2 separate regions of the Homo sapiens genome follow, and region 2 is linked to region 1. Evidence: chromatin loops called from intact Hi-C (ENCODE). Cell type or tissue: HepG2. All regions are shown on one strand. Each heading gives the region's core, and the rest is flanking DNA. Links, peaks and the distances in the headings are about the cores only. Region 1 overlaps ZDHHC14 (zDHHC palmitoyltransferase 14). Region 2 has its middle 16 kb from the start of TMEM242-DT.

Evidence for each region. Hi-C counts contacts between places; a loop is a spot of excess contacts. Peaks named below come from ENCODE experiments on the same cell type or tissue, not always from the same donor. Only the 100,000 strongest peaks of a DNase experiment are listed, where the experiment ranks them.
Region 2: a loop joins it to region 1, with 23 times the contacts of the local background. A loop is called at or near these places in 20 of 110 quality-filtered maps.

What each region holds. Positions count from the first base shown.
Region 1 is chr6:157,592,727-157,603,020 of GRCh38, reverse strand. It overlaps ZDHHC14 (zDHHC palmitoyltransferase 14), which reads right to left. Exons shown (of 9, transcript NM_024630.3): 3 at 9,875-10,033. Among named protein-coding and RNA genes, the nearest start is that of MIR3692, 69 kb to the right of the region's middle. RefSeq lists enhancers at 8,825-9,324, 9,325-9,826. In HepG2, for the core only: CTCF peaks have their summits at 5,137 (motif pointing right) and 6,910; a DNase peak (open chromatin) is centred at 5,160.
Region 2 is chr6:157,334,708-157,345,001 of GRCh38, reverse strand. No RefSeq gene overlaps it. Among named protein-coding and RNA genes, the nearest start is that of TMEM242-DT, 16 kb to the right of the region's middle. In HepG2, for the core only: a CTCF peak has its summit at 5,402 (motif pointing left); a DNase peak (open chromatin) is centred at 1,111; H3K27me3 peaks cover 473 bases.

The DNA of each region.
Region 1 (10,294 bases), core at 1,167-9,166:
TGTGCAGGTACTTTCCAGAGAGCTCAGTGACTAGCAAAGGGTGCAGACATGACTGGTGGCTTGGACCCGAAAGCATGGATTAGATTGTTTGATTGATTTTTAAGTTTAGTTACAGGACCTGTTGCTTAAACCACAAAGAAACGACTAAACTCCAGACACTAAGACAAAACTGACAGGCTAGCACGAAGGGGCTGGTGCCCTCAGCAGCAGCAGAACCCAGCCTGGGTACGTAGCACTCCAGAAAGCTCAGAGGAAGCATCCTCATGGCGGGTGAAGAGTAAGCAGCTCCCTGCATGCTCAGGAGCCCGGCCTTCCTGACACTTTCACACACCCCGCCAGGCTGGATGCCCTGCCTGCCCTGAACATCCCTGAGCTTCTGTCCTACCGTTCAGTACCCCAGGTAGTCTATACACTGTAACTCCTATTTAGCCTTGGCAACTCAGCATAGGGACAAACTGGGGAATCTGCGCTCTCCCAGAACCTGCACACAGCTCCCGGTGGCACTGAATGCGTTTTTTTTTTTTTTTTTTTGAAACGGAGTCTTGCTCTGTTGCCCAGGCTGGAGTGCAGTGGTGCCATCTCGGCTCACTGCAACCTCTGCCTCCCAGGTTCAAGCGATTCTCCTGCCTCAGCCTTCCTAGTAGCTGGGATTACAGGTGCTAATTTTTGGATTTTTAGTAGAGACGGGGTTTCACCATGTTGGCCAGGCTGGTTTCGAACACCTGACCTCAAGTGACTGGCCCACCTTGACCTCCCAAAGTGCTGGGATTACAGGCGTAAGCCACCATGACCAGCCTGAATGCATTTTTTTTTTTTTTTGAGACAGAATCTCGCTCTGTCCCCAGGCTGGAGTGCAGTGGCACAATCTTGGCTCACTGCAACCTCGAGCCTCCCGGGTTCAAGCAATTCTCCTGCCTAAGCCTCCCTAGTAGCTGGGATTACAGGGGTGTGCTACCATGCCCAGCCAATTTTTGTATTTTTAGTAGAGACGCGGTTTCACCATATTGGCCAGGATGGTCTTGATCTCTTGACCTTGTGATCTGCCCGCCTCGGCCTCCCAAAGTGCTGGGATTACAGGCGTGAGCCACCGCGCCCAGCCCTGAATGCATTCTTTATCTCTGCCTTCCCCAGCCAGAATGAAGACGCTGCCTACCAAGAATGGTGCATTTTAATGGTCACTTTGGAGATGTGGAAAATACAAAAATGGGCAATGAAGAAATCACTTACACACATGCACATACACACAGAAAGCATGTGCATGGGCCCTGAAGTCACTTTCTGTAACTCATCTTTGGACTTCACAGGACCTCATAATATCAAATAGTGCATGTTTCCTTGCATCGTTCTAGGTTTGAAATGTTATTGTTTGTTGTTTGTATATTCTTCTAATTACATTTCACAGCTATTTTATCTTGCCCCCCGACTCATAATTCATTAAATTTAAATAAATTTGTGGAGAGTACATGTCTTGATTTTTATTACAATTCCTAACTGATACATAGTATGCTATTTTAATGTATTTATTAGGTAACTGATAAACCTACTAAACATAAAAAAACTAGTTCTAATGTTTGTTGGTACTGTTATTATTGCTCTTGTCAGCTACAAAATATGGTGATTTTGTTTCTTCTTTTTTGATAGTTATATATTTGTGTTTATTTTCCTACATTACCACATTAATTAGAAAAGATATTGTAAAATATTAGTAATGATACTAGACATCCTAATTTGTTCCTAATTTTAATGTAAATCATGGCAGTGTTTTGCTATAAAGAAAATGTTAGCTTTTTTCCTTTTTAACATAATGTTAAAGAAATATTCTTCTGTATTAGTTTTTAATCGTATAGCAATAGTTTTATATAGCAAATTACCAGAAATGACGGACTTTCAAACAACATGAACTCATTATCTCGCGATTTTTGTGGGTCAGGAGCCCCGTGCGCTGCGGCCAGGGCAGCCTCTCCATCTGCAGTCAGGGCCTCTCCCGAGCTCCATGCTGGAGGCGGGATTCACCGCCTTCCATCCTGCTCCGAAACGGCACCCAGGCCTCCTGCGCGGCATCTCTCCAGCTCTGCTCTTGAGGGCTCTTGGAATTACACTGGGCCCCTTGGATAATCCAGGATAAACTCTCTCAAGTCAGCTGATTAGTCACCTTTTATGACATCTACAAAGTCCCTTTTGCCAAGCAACGTGACATAACCATTGGAGCAACCCGGGGGGTGTGAGGGGAAGGGGCAGTCATGGGGGCCAGAATTCTGCCTACCACACCTTCCAATCTGGATACACTGAGTTCTATAGCTACAAATGAATGTCTTGGCCAGGTGCGGTGGCTCACGCCTGTAATCCCAACACTTTGGGATGTCAAGGTGGGCCAATCACTTGAGGTCAGTAGTTCAAGACCAGCCTGGCCAACATAATGAAACCCCATCTTTACTAAAAACACAAAAATTAGCCAGGCGTGGTGGTGCACACCTGTAATCCCAGCTACTCGGGAGGCTGAGGCAGGAGAATCACTTGAATCTGGGAGGCGGAGGTTGCAGTGAGCTGCACTCCAGCCTGGGTGACAGAGCAAGACTGTCACAAAAAATACAAAACAAATGTCGCATTTTATCAAATCCCTTTTTATTATCTATTATCATGATCACATATACCTTTTATCTTTTGACCTATTGATATACTAATAGTTTTATTAACATTAAAAAATCACATTCCTGGAATACATCCTTCCATGTCATGACTAATTCTTTATTATACTGGTAGATTAAGTTTGCTATGTCTTCACGTTGGCTTGTTGTAATGTTTATAAATAAGGGTGGGGGTTTTATTCTGCATGTTATTTTTGTAAGGTTTTGGTGTTAGGGTTATACTATTTTGGTGAAATGAACTGAAAAACCATTCAACCTTTCCGAAGCTCTCAGACACTACTCAGAACATAGGAAGTAAGCTGTCTGGGCCCAGCACCTTTCTCACATGGTTCTTCATAAAACTTTTCAGTTTTTCATGGCTAGTAATCAATTCCAGTTTTCTACTCACTCCTTGGCCCATTTTCCTATACAATCATGTTTCACTGAGATTTTTCAAATCAATTGGCATAGAGTTAACACAACGGCAAAATAATATATTTCTCAATAATTATAGAAAACCATCTCACCTATATTTGTTTCATTTGAATCTGTTACTTGCACTTTGTTAATTTCTTTGTCTTACCAGACGTTAATGCCTTGGTTGGTTGTTCTCCAAAGAATTAGATTTGGCAACCTATTGGTTGCTGTTTTCTAAGTCATTGTTTTCTTATGGTTTCCCTTAAGTTTATTTGCTGCTCTTTTTCTGCCTTCTGGAGATGGATGCTTTGTTCATTTATTTGCTTCTAAGTTCAGTTTATTTTTTGTACTAGACTTTTTAAAGTATTTTATTTCATTGGCCATCCACCATTAAAGTAAACTTCCTGTTTGGGGAGAACCCCAAAATAGGTGGGAGGCAGGGCCCCATCCTCCCATCCTCATTATAGATGCTGAGTGTGGGGCAGTCGCCACCTTCGCCTGGCTGTCTGCTTGGGCGTGGAAACAAAACAGGCCAAGGGCTCCCACCCAGGTGTCTGAATCCGGAGTTGTGGTCTTTGAAGACAGTCAGAGTTTCGTCGAGAGCTGCAGCAGAGGGAACTCAGTGGTGGTGCCGCAAACGTCCTACCTGTGGTACTTGCCTCCTGCAACATCCTGCTGCAGATGCAACTGGCCGTGCGGGGCTGCCCAGCCTCCTCCACTGTTCCTGGTTTCTGAGCCTCATTCTCCAGCCTCCTTGTTGATTCTACCGGCAACCCGACAGTCTTCTGGTTCATTCCTCTTCTGCTTAGATTAACTATTTCTCATGTTTAAAATGTAGAATTCTGAATGGCATGGTTTTCTTTTGCATTGTTCTTACTGCCATTTTCTAAATATTTTACAACTGCAGTTTTGAAGTTTCTGTCACCCAAGATTTATGAAAAGCCTCTTTAAAAAGCTTCTTTACAAAGATTTATAAAAGTTTTTTAAAGTTTTTTTTAAAAGCATTACAATTAGGTATGTTTGTACATTTCTATCTTTGTGATTCATTTCTAGTTTTATTGTTTCATCAGATGACATTTTCAGTGTGATATCTGCCTTTAGAACGCTGGAAAGTGTTTTGGGCTTAATATGATTAATTTTTGTAAATGTTCCATGAATGGTTGAACATGGTAAGTACACTTTGTAAAAACGAAGTTCAACATACATTTATTATACTTATACACTGGCATACTCTACTTACAGTTTGTTGACCTGAGCCATGAAAAACAGATGTATGCTATTATTTCTCACTAGCATTATGTAACAAATTACCTTTGCATTTTCTAACAACCTTTACTTTATATATTTTGATGCAATGTTATTTGGTGCATAAATGTTGGTAATTTAATTCTACTCTTAACCAATATAAAATTACTCTTTAACCTGTGTAATATGATAAATACAATACTGTCTGCCTTGAGTTCTCCTTGGTCTGCTCTTAATAATGATCCCTGGGGACTGGCTCATATTTTCACATACTTAGTTATTGTCACAGCACTTAACACATAGATGCTTATTCAATGTTGGTGAAATGAAGAGATAGCGGAAACCAGGAGAATCAGTAAAGTCCTGTTTGTTTTGGTTCCAACAAGGATACGAATCTCAGCTCCCTCCACTCCCCTCCAATGACCTGCTTTCCTATGAGAAACTAATAGCCCCCTCATCATACCCAAATAGTTACAAAGGCATTCCCAAGTGCTAATCCACACCAGAAGGCAGCTGCAGGGCCGAATCTCTGCCATGTCCAAACTCTTAATGTACAACTGTGAAGCAGTGGCTGGGTTCCTGAGGGCAGCGCACAGCAGAGTGTATGCAACACACAAGGTATCTGCAGTCTGAGTTCAGACTCACACACAGAGGAAGCAGTGAGAGCAACAAGGGGCAGACACTGTGGGACAGAAGGCAGAGTGTGCAGTAAGATGCAGTCAAGTGCCCGGGAGAGGAAGAGCACAGCCAAAAAGAGGCGAGGGAATGAGAAAGAGAGCCTGTAAGGATTTAAAAGAGGCAGGGGAAAGCCCTGCCAGAAATAAAAGCGACTGGACACTGAGTCCCTGCAGAGGGCGCCTGGAGGTTCTTTGTGGCACCCACACCAAAAATGACAGGACAGAAAACAAGGGACCAGGCCATGTCCTGGATGTGGGAGGAGGCTGGTCTGCTCGGTGCCCCCCAGGGGCTGGCATGGCCTGAGGGCTCCATGTACTACTTCCTTCGTCTTCACAGCCCTTCCAGATGTGGCATCTCAGGTGCAGAGACAGTCCCAGTGCCCACACAGGACAGCAGGGCTGGGACCCAGGCTGCAGCTGCCTCCAGAGGCCACCTCTGAACCTCTAGACTAAGCTGCCTGGGTCTGGCCAGAGTTAGGCAGACTCTTGTATAACCGGTTTGCAAAAATGCTGGCAGTGTTTCATCTTACTGTCTAGCAAACTTTCTTATTAGTTTGTCCACAGTATGTGATTAAAATCTAGTACATGTAAATCCCTTTTTATTACAGGTTTAGGCTGTACTAAAAATACGCATTCCAGCGAAAGCTGCTGGCAATTCCGACGCTGGACTAGGGCCCACCAAACGACAGACATCCCTCATAGGGCCTACCCCATCAGAAAAACGAGGGCAGCATGCACCTGGGGCTTTAAAACATACATAGTGAGCCCGAGAGGGTCTCACAGGCCCATGCTTTGCCTCTTCAGCTCCTTCAGTTTCTCTCGCTTTAATGATTTGAGGGATATGAGGATCCGAGAGAGAAGAGGTGGCTCCCTGGCCCCAGCTGTTGGTTGTTTAAAAATATTCCGTAACCTCAAAGCCCGCCTGGATAAATAAACAACCCGAAATGCTGCGTTCCACGTGTGCAGAAGGAACGCGATGGCAAGACTCACAGAGAACCAGAGAGACAGTCAAGGATTCAGAGAAAGAGACAGACGGAAACAGGCAGCAGGGACAAAGTCAGAGAGAGACAGAAAATACATTCACGTCGATCACGGCAGATCATCTAAATCCTTCCAGATTACAGAGAAACAAGGCGATTCCTACTACTTTGTGAAGACGCTTCTTGTTGTAATCAGTTACTTGGGAGCACCGATGGTGGCATTCCCATCACTGATGAGACCATCAATGGCCAGAGCCACGCGCTTACTGGCCCCTCAGTGTGCCGCAGGTCTGTCTGTGCTGGGTGCTGTGGTGGGCACTATCTCAGTTAATCTTCAAAAGAAACCGAGGGGGTAGCACTAGGATCACATCCATTTTACAGATGTGGTAACAGCTGGGAGCGTTCAGACAACTTGCCAGGTTCCAGTATTACTCAATGAGAGGACCAGGATTCAGCCCTGGCCTGTGTGTTCTCAGAGCCAGGTCCCCAACCACTGGGGCCTGCCAACTAACTCTATATTTGACCAGAGAAAGCTCTTTCTCAGTCCTCAACTAAAAAGGCCCCTATGACTTTCAAACTTATTTAACAAAGAAAACTGCTCTTCTGAACGGCCTGGGAAGCTGCATTTTTCCTCTCTCCTCTCCCATGCAAAGTGACATTTATTTACTGTGCTTGGGAAGGACCAGCTCAAACCTGCTCGTTACAAGGTAAGGGAAGCCACAAGTTCCCACCTCAGCTTTCAGCATACCACTGTGCTACTTCTCTTGCTGCAAAAAGAATTCTTTCAGTGAAAACTTTCCATCTAAAAATAAGATCATGGCCAACTCTGCAATTACACTTCTCAGTGGGAGACATTTGCCTTCCACTCTATTTTCCTGAATGCAGAATGTCCAAACTACTGTCCTGCTCATCAGTCAACCAAAGGCCCCAGTGTCCCATAATTAACCGGAAAACCGAAGCTATGCAGTTTTCAATCACTGGGTGGTGTTTTGAGGAGCCCTGTGGGCAGCTTTATTTTAGATCACTCATATGCTACTTCTTCACCTGTCCCCCACGGAGCTGGCCCTGAGCACCACTCAGAGGCCGCGGCTTGCGGTGTGCTCCTGGGTTCCAGTCTTCCTCCTCTAGATCCTGCCCCAAACTTCCCCACTTCCTCTCCTTTCCCTTTCTCTTTCCTGTTCTGGGTCTCCCATACATAGACCACCACCATGTTCGGTTGTGGATACTGGGTGGCCACCGTGACTTTGATTTACCAGAAAGGTGGAGGCCTGGCTCCTGGCCTATTATAGCCTGGTGGCTCCTAGGTTCACGGCTGGTAGAGTGCACAGGAGAGGATCATACTGGAAACACTCACACATGCAGAAGTACACCGTCACTGGGGAAAGGCACAGCTGTGATAAGGGGCTTTTACATCTCATTCATCAGGGTTCTTTAAGGGACACATACACCTGTGGGCAATGGGAGGGAACAAATGTGATTATATGAACTTTCAGAGCAGTGTCTGATAATAATCCAAAAGGAATTTTAAAATAGTAAGTCACAGTAGATTGAGAAGAAAATTTTGACTGTGATTAAAAATCTAGCCTAGGCCGGGAGCAGTGGCTCACATCTGTAATCCCAGCACTTCAGGAGGCCGAGGCAGGTGGATCACTTGAGGCCAGTTCAAGACCAGCCTGGCCAACATGGTGAAACCTCGTCTCTAAGAAAAATACAAAAAAATTAGCTGGGCAGGGTGACATACGCCTGTAGTCCAGCTACTCGGGAGGCTGGGGCAGGAGAATTGTTTGAATCCGGGAGGTGGAGGTTGCAATGAGCTGAGATCATGCCACTGCACTCCAGCCTGGACGACAGAGCAAGACTCCATCACAAAAAAAAAAAAAAAAAAAAAAAAAAAAAAAAAAAATCTAGCCTAGAGACAAGAAACAGAGGATAAATGAGTGGACAAATTGGGTGTGTTTAGAAATGAATAAAAAGTTTTATAAATGATAAAGAGAAGGAAGTGCCCAGTAAGACCTTTAGTTTTACAGATAACAACACCCTACCTACCAAAATATAGTCTAGAATAAGGCATTAGACCTCCAGGAGAAGGCATGCAGAATGACAGAAGAGTTTATGTGCACAAGTGTAAGACACACACTGTCCCATCACAGGCCTGGAGGTCAAAATTACAACCCAAGAAAGGGTGTTGAGAACTCCTACAGGTAGACGGTTCCCCCAGAGATATTTAAGATGCTGTGCTCCTTCAGCTTAAATTGTCCCCAAGATAGGTGTGGAATGGACACTGGGGCTGGTGTCACCAGGAAGGGTACTGGTAATCAAACAAAGGCTGATTTGTAGAGTCCCTTGTAGAAACCTTGTAGAAACCCTGGTGTGCCCCCACATGGAGAACTAGGTGTAGTTTTGGCCACTGCATCTACGGAAGGTCAAGACATTGTCCAGAGAAAGCCAATCAAAACTATCAAGAGAGGAGGAGTAACAAGAGCACTAGCAGCTAACAATCACAGAGCGTCTGCTACATGCCAGGCACTTTCCACCTGTTCATTCATTTATTCTCTCCACTATCCCATGCGGCAGGCAGTTATCAACCCCACCGCAGAGATGACGAAACTGAGGCACACAGCGTTTCAGTACCTTGCCTGTCACGCAGCTGGTATTTGAACCCAGGCCATGCAGTGCCAGATCCCATGCTCTTAACCATCAGCTACTTCCTACATGGGAGAAGCAGAACCCATTCCATACTGTTCTGTTGGGGAGGCAAGGCTGAAAGTAATTTATCTATGTTAAGAAAACCAAGACGAGGCCTGATAGAGAAAACATGAGCTTTGTGGCAAACTGTAGATTATTAAAGTTAGGGTAAAGTTAATTTAAGACAAACGGAAGACTGCTTTGCACAGCAGGACGTACATTATAAAATGTTATTTTTCTCAAGAAGAATTGAGACTACAAATTCTAAGACTCACGAAGAGTGCTGGCAATCAATGCTGTGTTACTAAGGGAAGCTAGGTTTGTTCTGAGGTGCACTCCTATCCTTTCAGTTACGAGGTAACAGGGTTTCCATTGCTTATTCTCCCAGGAATACCCCTGGTCACTTCCGCTAGAGGCAGGCCATGAGTCTTCCCCACTGGGGCAAAGCTTTTGTCCTCTCCTTGCTTCCCTTCCTGTCACTTGGGTGTTCTGCCATCTCCTTGCCAACCTCATCTCTAGGCAGCTCCAGCCACAGAGAGAAGAGGGTCTGTGGGTGTGGGGAGCAGCTCTCAGTCTGCAGTGACAACAGGCGCTTGCCAAATAATCCCAGGGGCTGGGCCCGGGTCACTTGCAGAAGGCCCATGCTGGGCCGGTGGTAGGGCCCAGCCTTACAGCTGCAGACCTCTGAGCTCTCAGTTCCCTCTGCCTGTTTCCCTAGCCTGTCCTGGCGGAAGTTGGGAGGCAGAGAGGGGAGGCCTTCGTCGTCTCCGGGAAGAATACAGATCCTAACTCCAGCCCCTGGAGGAGAGGTCTCCCGGATCCTGCCTCTTTTCCTGTCCCCAGAAGGAGTGGGGATTAAACGCCCCCAGCCCCTCTGAGGAGCTGGGACAAACAACTGCACAAGGGTGCCTCCCGTAGGTGTGTGGCCAGACCTGTGGCAATCGAGAGGCCTGGGGGAGACATGATTTTATTTCACGTGCCTGCTGACCTGGCAGCCTGGGGAGACAGAGGACCCCATTCTCGTGCCTGTGCTGGGGGAGGCCCTCGCAGCCAAGGGCGGTGCAGGGTGTAAAGAGAATAAAAAAGATATTTGGTGACTCTAGGCCCGGTGAACTCAATCAGTGGCAACATGCAAATGCGCTGAAATATTAACCATTACTGAGTGTTCCGTGGCGCAGGGTTGGAGAGGCGCAAACCCACCCGGAGGACCCGGGCTCCCGCCAGGCTCCGCCCAGGCACTACTCACCTACGCAGTTATCACAAAGGCTGCAATGGGAGGCGCGAGGGGGCCGGAAAATCTTGCAGGTGAAACAGTATTTAAGTTTCACGGTCTGGCCATTGATGATGACTTCTTTGGTTCTGGGAGGCGGGCGGTACCCCCCTGAACTGGTGCCGTTTGCGATATCTGTGGAGAAAAGAAGAGAAAGAGCGCACACCTTCAGAGCCTCCCTCTGCCTCGGCGGGACCCGTCCGCCTGGAGTGTAAGCTCCAGGGCAGCAGGCACAGCGGCTGGCAGGGCCCCCGGTGCCCACGGTTTACCCAGGCTGGGGCTCTGGGACTCACCCTCCGCTGGGACCCCGGCCTCCTTCGTTGCACACGTGCAGGGGCCACGTGACTGAGCTCTGGCCAATGGAGCACAGCACACATGGCCCCACCCAGCCAGGCC
Region 2 (10,294 bases), core at 735-8,734, 260 kb after region 1:
TGTTCAAATCACTTATTGGCCAGGCAGCCAAGTCCTACATGAGACTCCAGCTCTGAGCCTGCACTTGTCCCAGGCAACCCTACCTACAGCCAAAACTGACCAGTGTCAGGCACATCCCAATTGATTTTTGACAAAAATGTCAGGAGCACACAATGGGGAAAGGACAGTCTCTTCAATAAGTGGTGTTGGGAAAACTGGTTACCCACGTGCAGAAGAATGAAATTAGATCCTCATCTCACATCATATACAAAAACAAACTCAAAATGGTTTAAAGACTTCAATGTAACAAGTGAAACTGTAAAACTGCCAGAAGAAAACCTAGGAGAAAATCTCTATGACATTGGTCTGAGCAACGATTTTTTGGATATGACCCCAAAAACACAAGCAACAATAAACAAATAGGATTATATCAAACTAAAAAGCTAGGGCTGGGGGGAGGAGGGATTGGAGAGACGTTGGTCAAAGGATAAAAAATTCCAGGTAGACAGGAGGAATGTTCAAAAGATCTATTGTACATCATGGTAACTATAGTTAATAATAATATATTTTACACTTGAAAATTGCTAAGAGAGATTTTTAAGTGTTCTTAATACAAAAAATGCTAAGTATGTAAGGCAATGCACAAATTAAGTAGCTTGATTTAATCATTCCACAACATATACATATATCAGAAATATCATGTTGTATACCATATGTATATACAATTTTAATTTAAAAAGAATTTAAAAAGAATTCTAAAAAGTCTTGTGCTGAGGAAGTATGTTGACTCCAAGAAGCCCAGAGTGGTGGGGCAGTGAGAGGCACGTGCCTAGGATGTGGACAGATACTTCATTCAGCTGAACTCAGCTTCTCTGTTCTCTGTTTCTAAGACCTGCCCATGAACTGATCTCACTTGTTTCTCATTAAGGCACCTGGAATTAACTACAGCATGTCTGTTCTCTCCCAGCATTTGTATCGCTTCCTTAGTTCTGTCAGTTTCCAGAGCATTTTACTTCCTGTACTTACCTTCACCAGGCTCAGAACGCAGTACTGCAGGAGACTTGGCATTTGGACAGGAATGTGCAAGTTGTCCACCCGCTTTTTGTTTTGCTTTGTCTTTGTTTGAGACAGAGTCTCACTCTGTCACATAGGCTGGAATGTAATGGCATGATCATAGCTCACTGTAGCCTTAACCTCTTGGGCTCAAGCGATTCTCTGACCTTGGCCTCCTGAGTAGCTGGGACCACAGGCACTCACCATCATGCCCAGCCAATTGTATTTTTTGTAAAAACAGGTTTTCACCATGTTGTCCAGACTGATCTCAAACTCTTGGGCTCAAGCAATTCTCCTGCCTCAGCCCCACAAATTGCTGGGATTACAGGCACGAGCTACTGCGCCCGGCCTTTGGTTTTTGTTTTTGAAATGATGTCATGGGTTCAGGTTTTCTTTATGTAAAGAAAAAAAATTCAGATCAATGGTAAAAAACTACTACTGCTGCTAGTACTACTACTATTACTACTACTACTGCTGCTGCTGCTGCTGCTACTACTACTACTACTGCTACTAATGGACCAGTGAGCTTTTCTTGTAGTCTGACCATATAGGAAAATAAGTCCTTACCTTACAGAAGGTGTTGTTAATCTTAAAGCTCATGACACCTGGGTTCAAGTGACAGCATTATCTAATCTTTCAAACTTCTTTTTTTAATTATTATTATACTTTAAGTTCTAGAGTACATGTGCACAACGTGCAAGTTTGCTACATATGTATACATGTGTCATGTTGGTGTGCTGCACCCGTTAACTGGTCATTTACATTAGGTATATCTCCTAATGCTATCCCTCCCCACTCCTCCTACCCCACAACAGGCCCTGGCGTGTGATGTTCCCCACCCTGTGTCCAAGTGTTCTCATTGTTCAATTCCCACCTTTGAGTGAGAACATGCAGTGTTTGGTTTTCTGTCCTTGAGATAGTTTGCTCAGGATGATGGTTTCTAGCTTCATCCATGTCCCTACAAAGGACATGAACTCATCATTTTTTATGGCTGCATAGTATTCCATGGTGTATATGTGCCACATTTTCTTAATCCAGTCTATCACTGATTGACATTTGGGTTGGTTCCAAGTCTTTGCTATTGTGAATAGTGCCGCAATAAACATACGTGTGCATGTGTCTTTATAGCAGCATGAGTTATAATCCTTTGGGTATATGCCCAGTAACGGGATGGCTGGGTCAAATGGTATTTCTAGTCTAGATCCTTGAGGAATCACCACACTGTCTTCCAAAATGGTTTAACTAGTTTATAGTCCCACCAACAATGTAAAAGTGTTCCTATTTCTCCACATCCTCTCCAGCACCTGTTGTTTCCTGACTTTGTATTGATCACCATTCTAACTGGCGTGAGATGGTATCTTACTGTGGTTTTGATTTGCATTTCTCTGATGGTCAGTGATGGTGAGCATTTTTTCATGTGTCTATTGGCTGCATAAATGTTTTCTTTTGAGAAGTGTCTGCTCATATCCTTTGCCCACTTTTTGATGGGGTTGTTTGATTTTTTCTTGTAAATTTGTTTAAGTTCTTTGTAGATTCTGGATATTAGCCCTTTGTCAGATGGGTAGATTGTAAAAATTTTCTCCCATGCTGTAGATTGCCTGTTCACTCTGATGGTAGTTTCTTTTGCTGTGCAGAAGCTCTTTAGCTAAATTAGATCCCATTTGTCAATTTTGGCTTTTGTTGCCATTGCTTTTGGTGTTTTAGTCATGAAGTCCTTGCCCATGCCTATGTCATGAACAGTATTGCCTAGGTTTTCTTCTAGGGTTTTTATGGTTTTAGGTCTAACATTTAAGTCTTTAATCCATCTTGGATTAATTTTTGTATAAGGTGTAAGGAAGGGATCCAGTTTCAGCTTTCTACATATGGCTAGCCTGTTTTCCCAGCACCATTTACTAAATAGGGAATCCTTTCCCCATTTCTTGTTTTTGTCAGGTTTGTCAAAGATCAGATGGTTGTAGATGTGTGGTATTATTTCCAAGGGCTTTATTCTGTTCCATTGGTCTATATCTCTGTTTTGGTACCAGTAACATGCTGTTTTGGTTACTGTAGCCTTGTAGCATAGTTTGAAGTCAGATAGCATGATGCCTCCAGCTTTGTTCTTTTGGCTTAGGATTGTCTTGGCAATGCGGGCTCTTTTTCTGTTCCATATGAAGCTTAAAGTAGCTTTTTCCAATTCTGTGAGGAAAGTCATTAGTAGCTTGATGGGGATGGCATTGAATCTATAAATTACCTTGGGCAGTATGGCCGTTTTCACAATATTGATTCTTCCTATCCATGAGCATGGAATGTTCTTCCATTTGTTTGCGTCCTCTTTTATCTCATTGAGCAGTGATTTGTAGTTCTCCTTGAAGAGGTCCTTCACATCCATTGTAAGTTGGATTCCTAGGTATTTTATTCTCTTTGAAGCAATTGTGAATGGGAGTTCACTCATGATTTGGCTCTCTGTCTGTTATTGGTGTATAGGAATGCTTGTGATTTTTGCACATTAATTTGGTATCCTGAGACTTTGCTGAAGTTGCTTATCAGCTTAAGGAGATTTTGGGCTGAGACAATGGGGTTTTCTAAATATACAATCATGTCAACTGCAAACACGGACAACTTGACTTCCTCTTTTCCTAATTGAATACCCTTTATTTCTTTCTCTTGCCCAGTTGCCCTTGCCAAAACTTCCAACACTATGTTGAACAGGAGTGGTGACAGAGGGCATCCCTGTCTTGTGCCAGTTTTCGAAGGGAATGCTTCCAGTTTTTGCCCATTCAGTATGATATTGGGTGTGGGTTTGTCATAAATAGCTCTTATTATTTTGAGATACGTCCCATCAATACCTAGTTTATTGAGAGTTTTTAGCATGAAGGGCTGTTGAATTTGGTCGAAGGCCTTTTCTGCATCTGTTGAGATAATCATGTGGTTTTTGTCTTTGGTTCTGTTTATATGATGGATTACATTTATTGATTTGCATATGTTGAACCAGCCTTGCATCCCAGGGATGAAGCCAACTTGATTGTGGTGGATAAGCTTTTTGATGTGCCGTTGGATTTGGTTTGCCAGTATTTTATTGAAGATTTTTGCATCGATATTCATCAGGGATATTCAAACTTCTTTCAACATTGCTGCCTGATGTGGAACATGGAAACCATCTCCTCAACCAAGGTTTCAGTTAAACTTCTCTATTCTGTCACTACTGTTTTGTTTGTCTGTTTGTTTGTTTGTTTGTTTGTTTTGAGATGGAGTCTCGCTCGGTCACCCAGGCTGGAGTGTGGAGTATAGTGGCACAATCTCGGCTCACTGCAACCTCCACCTCTTGGGTTCAAGCAATTCTTCTGCCTCAGCCTCCCGAGTAGCTGGGACTACAGGCATGCACCAACACGCCCGGCTAATTTTTGTATTTTTAGTAGAGACGGGGTTTCACCATATTGGCCAGGCTGGTCTTGAGCTCCTGACCTCGTGATCCGCCCACCTTGGCCTACCAAAGTGCTGGGATTACAGGCACGAGCCAACGTGCCCAGCTTCTGTCACTGCTGTTTTGACTTTGAACTCTTTTCATCTTCCTATATAGCCAAGCCACGGCTCTCACAGACATTTAAATGATGACTGCATGTGGTGGCTGATGCCTGTAATCCCAGCACTTTAGGAGGCTGAGACGGGAGGATTGCTTCAGGCCCAGGAGTTTGAGACCAGCCTGGGCAACATAGTGTGATCCCATCTCTACAAAAAATAAAAATGAAATTAACAGAAACCAAAAAATATTTAAATGGCATCAGATAGGTTCTGCACACATGTCAGCTGTGGCACTGAGGCTCTATGACCACACTGATGATGCCAGCCCACACGCAGTGTCACTTCCCACACCTGCCCTGCTGGGCTGCTCACGTTAGTGATCCAGATTGGAAGTGGCAACTAGTTTCAACCGGTTTCCGTGCTCAGATACACTTCGACACCACTGATTTAAAAAAACATTTCAGTACATTTATCTTTGCTAAAGGTGATTTTTGCACAACCACAAAGTCATCAGGTGAAAACAATGTAAGTTACAAACATTGATTCTATCTGGTGGGGTCATGTATTCACTTCACAAACATTACTGAGCACCTGCTACATGCCAAGCTGTGTGGATACAGTGATGAACAAGACTGGCCAGGTTCCTACTGTCATCCTGGTGAGAGAAGCTAGACAACAGGCAAGCAATCTGCCTAACCCACAAACTGCCTGACCCCCAAACTGCCCAACCTCCAAACCGCCTGTCCCCCAAACCACCTGTCCCAGCCCTCCTGTGACTGGGGACAGCAGCTGCCCCCTCCACTCTGGGCATTTGAACAGAGGGTCCCAGTTTGTGGCAGCAACTATCACCAGTGACAACAGCCTGCCCTCTAGAGACAGAAAGCTTCCACCCTGGCTAGTTATGTGACTTTGGAGGATGGATGAACAATTCCTTGGACAACAGTTTCTTCCTGTGTCAAATGGGGTCACAGTATCTACCCCACAGGTGTGGAGATTAAATGACTCTGGGCAGATAAAGCACTTTGCACAGTGCCTAGCACCAAGCATGTGCTTGATAAATGATGGCAAGTACTGCCTTCAACATATGCATGTTTCATTGTAGGTATGTATCTTAGTTTGGGCTGCCATAACAAAATGCCATAGGCGAGGTTGCTTCAACAACAGAAATTTATTTCTCATAGTTCTGGAGGCTGGATGTCTGAGATCAGGGTGCCAGCACTGTTGATTTCTGGTGAGGGCTCGCTTCCTGACTTGCAGACAGCCACCTTCTTGCTGTGCCTTCACATTTAGAGAAAGAAAGCATGCTCTCTGGTGTTTCTTCTTAAAAGGACACTAATCCCATTGTGGGGGCCTCACTGTCATGATTTCATGTAAAACTAATTACCTCCCATAGGCCTCACCTCCAAATACCACCACATTGGGAATTAAGGGTTTCAACATAAGAATTTTGAAGGGACACAAACATTTATTAGTCCCTAACAATATGTTTCTTTGGGATTCCACTGAACCTGATTTTTTTCATTATCTTTTGAAAATTATAAGGTCCTGAAACCACACAGCTGAACCTTGAGGAAGCACAGCTAAGCATTGCCAAAATTTTACTTGAAGTGTTATCTCTTTTCAAGGACAAAACATTCCGTCAGAGAGCAAGCTGGTCATTCTCCACCTGTGCCCTCACATCCATTCTTTACCCTCTTGGCCTTTCTCTGCTCCAAAGAACTCCTGTGGGGTCCTTTTCAGCTGCTTTCTGCTAAGACTGGGTCAATGGGAGGCACCAGAGGACATCCTAGGGCAGGAAGCTGGGCATTGTTTCCCTGTTCCCTTCACACTTTTGGTGCCTGGTTCTGGGACTTGTGACATCCCTCCAGGAGTTCCTGGCTCTGCCAGATCACTGGATTTCAAAACGTCCACGCTCCCACCCCATCTCCCTTGAGGCCCAGGGTTTGTAACAGCTTCCCACTGTTGCTAGTATCCGAATGCCCCAGCCTTTCATCAGCTCCCTGCCCACATCCCTAGTGATAGTCCCTTGGTTGAAGAACCTTCCGCTGAACAGGCCAGGTGTGGTGGCTCACGCCTGTAATCCCAGCACTTTGGAAGGCCGAGATGGTCAGATCACTTGAGGTCGGCAGTTCTAGACCAGCCTGGCCAACATAGTGAAACCCCATCTCTACTAAAAAATACAAAAATTAGCCGGGCATGATGGTGCGTGCCTATAATCCCAGCTACTTGGGAAGCTGAGACATGAGAATCGCTTGAACCCAGGAGGCAGAGGTTGTGGTGAGCCGAGATCGCACCATTGCACTCCAGCCTGGGCGACAGAGAGAGACTCCATCTAGGAAACAAACAAACAAACAAAAACCAAAGAACCTTCCGCTGAACCAGCTGAGGGGTTTTCTATTTCCTGATGGGCCCCGGGCAACAGATGTAATGATAATAAACTTCACTATTTTCCCATGCATCCTACTTTCCTATCAGTCATGCTCTTAGTTTAATAAAATATTTTCCTTCATTAAAACAGAAATTCTGGAGAAGTTCCAGCTGGCACATGTGGCTTTTGCAAGGTCATGATGGTAATTGCCATAAGGGAAATAATCATTTTTAGGATTTAGTATTTCAGTGAAATTGAGAAATACAGCAAAGGAAATGTAATTCTTGCTCATGGCTTGATGGATTCAGAAATGTGAAAAATGGTAAGTTAGAAGTCATTAGCACAGGAGTTGGCAGAATCGAGCTACCAAAGGATCATATTGTTCTTGGTCATTTGCCTTCTCATTACTCTTAAGGCAAAGACTAATTACCTGCCTACGAGAATCCAACACTTGTCTCTAAGCCAATATTTAGGGGCTATCATGAGGCATATTCTCATCCCTCCCTCCCCACAAAAATCTTGGAAATAAGAGAAATAAGATACTCTCTGAGAGTTAAGTTTCAAATCACTAGGACAGAATAATAACAAAGAAATACAAAGTCACCTTAAAAACAGAAGTACCCTCAGCCTGGGCAATATGCCAAAACCCCATCTCTACAAAAAAAATACAAAAATTAGCCAGGTATGGTGGCTCATGCCTGTAGTCCCAGCTACTTGGGAGGCTGAGGTGGGAGGACTGCTTGAGCCTGGGAGGCGGAGGTTGCAGTGAGCCCAAGTTGTGTCACTGTACTCTAACCTGGGCGACAGAGGGAGACCCTGTCTCAAAACGAAAACCCAAAGCAAAACAAAACCCAGAAGTATCCTGAGAGCTGGAGGACTTGGCTTTGGCTGGATTGAGTATATCAAACTATCTGAAGCAAAATGCGCTCGTCAGAAAAGGCCACCAAAGCTCATCATCAAAGCAGACATCAAGAGTGCTCAATGAATTCCCTTGCAGAAGAACAAGCTTGAATTGCTTGGAATGTTTAGATATCCTTACTGTGAAACAAACACCTCAGCTTATCTCAGCCTGATGCCTTTAAATAATCAATTCTAATTCCCCATGTTTCAATTCCGTATTTACCAAGAAATATTTTTATAGGAATAATTTTATTTCAAAAGTAATACATGTTTATAACAGAAATCATCAGAAAATATGGGCCAAGCCCAGGGATAACATTAATGCCTTGATAGATTTTCTTCCATGCCATTTTTCACACACAGAAATATACAAATATACATATTAACAAAAATAGAAAGGTTTCTATTTTGGGGTGGGGTTCAACTTGCTGTTCACTCAATAATGAATAATGAACATCTTTGTATATCAACAAATATACCTCTGTGACAGCAGGTTCATAATTACATATTATTTTTGATGGGGGGCAATCCTATAATTTATTTAACAAAGCTCTCATGCATATTTCTTTCATTTCCATCCTTTTGCAATTATTAACAGCATTGTTGGAGACATCCTTGTAGCAAATCTTTGCAACTCCTTAACCATTTCCCTGCACAGATTCTCAAAGGGCATGGACATTCCAAAACTTCTGATACATTTTGCCAGATTGCTTTCCAGAAAATAATCCTGTAATTTTTCCAGTGTTTGCCAGTTTTATAGGTGATGAATCAATCATTAGGCTATTGTTTTAATTTGTCATGAGGTTGAAATTTTTTCATGAATTTCTTAGACACTCGAATTTCTTGTTTTTAAAATCTTCCTATTCATAATCTTTGCCCCCTTTTTAAACAATGGGATATCTAGAGCTTTCTTGCTTATTTACAGAGGTCCTTATACGAATAAGGATATGAACTTTTGTGATCCATCGTACAAATATTTTTGTTATTTGCCTTTTGCTGCAATATGGTGTTTTGCCTTAAGCTCAGAATCAGTTAGGAATGAATTTAACTTCAGGAAATAGAAAACTCAGCTCCACTCTCTTAAGGGGGACTTATTATCTCATGTAACAAGCATCTCATAGAGAGGCAGCTGTTGGACCTGATTCAGACAGTTGACAATGTGACAGCTCACGTCCCTGTCCTCTCGTAGCCCCTCCCATTTGTTACCTTATCATCATTAAATGGCCGCTGCAGAACTAGCCACCAGGTCTGTGTTCCAGGCAGAAGGAAGAAGAGTGGAGGAAGAGACAAGACCAGCCGACCTTTGCTTATGTCTTATTGGCCAGAACCGATTTCATGGCCACTCCCAACAGTTAGGAAGAGGCTGGCAAGGGCGAAGGAGGCATAGGATTAAGTGAGCAAACTTAATCTGTCTGCTGTAGAGCAGTGTTAAGACTTTATGTAGTCAAACTGACCTACATTTATTTCTTCGGTTTCATGCTTTAAAAGTTCTTCCCAACTTATTTACCAACTTATTTCGGTAGATATTCATCTATATTTTTTCCATTATTTTTATTGTTTCATTTTGTCCCCAAATCCTTTTTGAACTTTCTCCTCTGATTTGAAATACTCCACTTCTTCACTAAGCTATGAGATGCACTGAAGTGCGTTTTGGCCGGTACTATTCTGTTCTGCAGATCTAGATTCCTATTCTGTGCTATAGCTAGTACTTTAATTAATGCAAAGTACCATGCATTTTAACATTGTGAGGCAAGTCCCTCTCATCATAGTGCTTTCTCAACAAAATGTTGACCTTTCTTGAATGTTTATTATTCAGATGAATTTTGAATCATTCTAACAAGGTTTAAAAGTAATCTTATTTGAGGCAGGGCATGGTGGCTCATGCCTGTAATCTCACCACTTTGGGAAGCCCAGGCAGGTGGATCACCTGAGGTCGGGAGTTCAAGACCAGCCTGGACAACATGGTGAAACCCTGTCTCTACTAAAAGATATAAAAATCAGCCAGGCATGGTGGCCCGCGCCTGTAGTCCCAGCTACTTGGGAGGCTGAGGCAGAATCGCTTGAATCCGGGAGGCGGAGGGCGTAGTGAGCCTAGATGGCGCCATTGCACTTTAGCCTGGGTGACAAGAGTGAAACTTCATCTCAAACAAAACAAAACAAAACAAACAACAACAACAAAAGAAGATCTTATTTGGATTTTAACAGGAATTGCATTACATTTATAACATAAAGGAGAAGAATTAACAACCTGTGTGATTAAGACTTCTAGGCCGGGCGTGGTGGCTCATGCCTGTAATCCCAACACTTTGGGAGGCCGAGGCGTCCGATCACGAGGTCAGGAGTTTCAGACCAGCCTGACCAACACGGTGAAACCCCGTCTCTACTAAAAATACAAAAAAATTAGCCAGGCATGGTGGCGTTCGCCTGTAATCCCAGCTACTCAGGAGGCTGAGGCAGGAGAATCGCTTGAACCTGGGAGGCAGAGGTTGCAGTGAG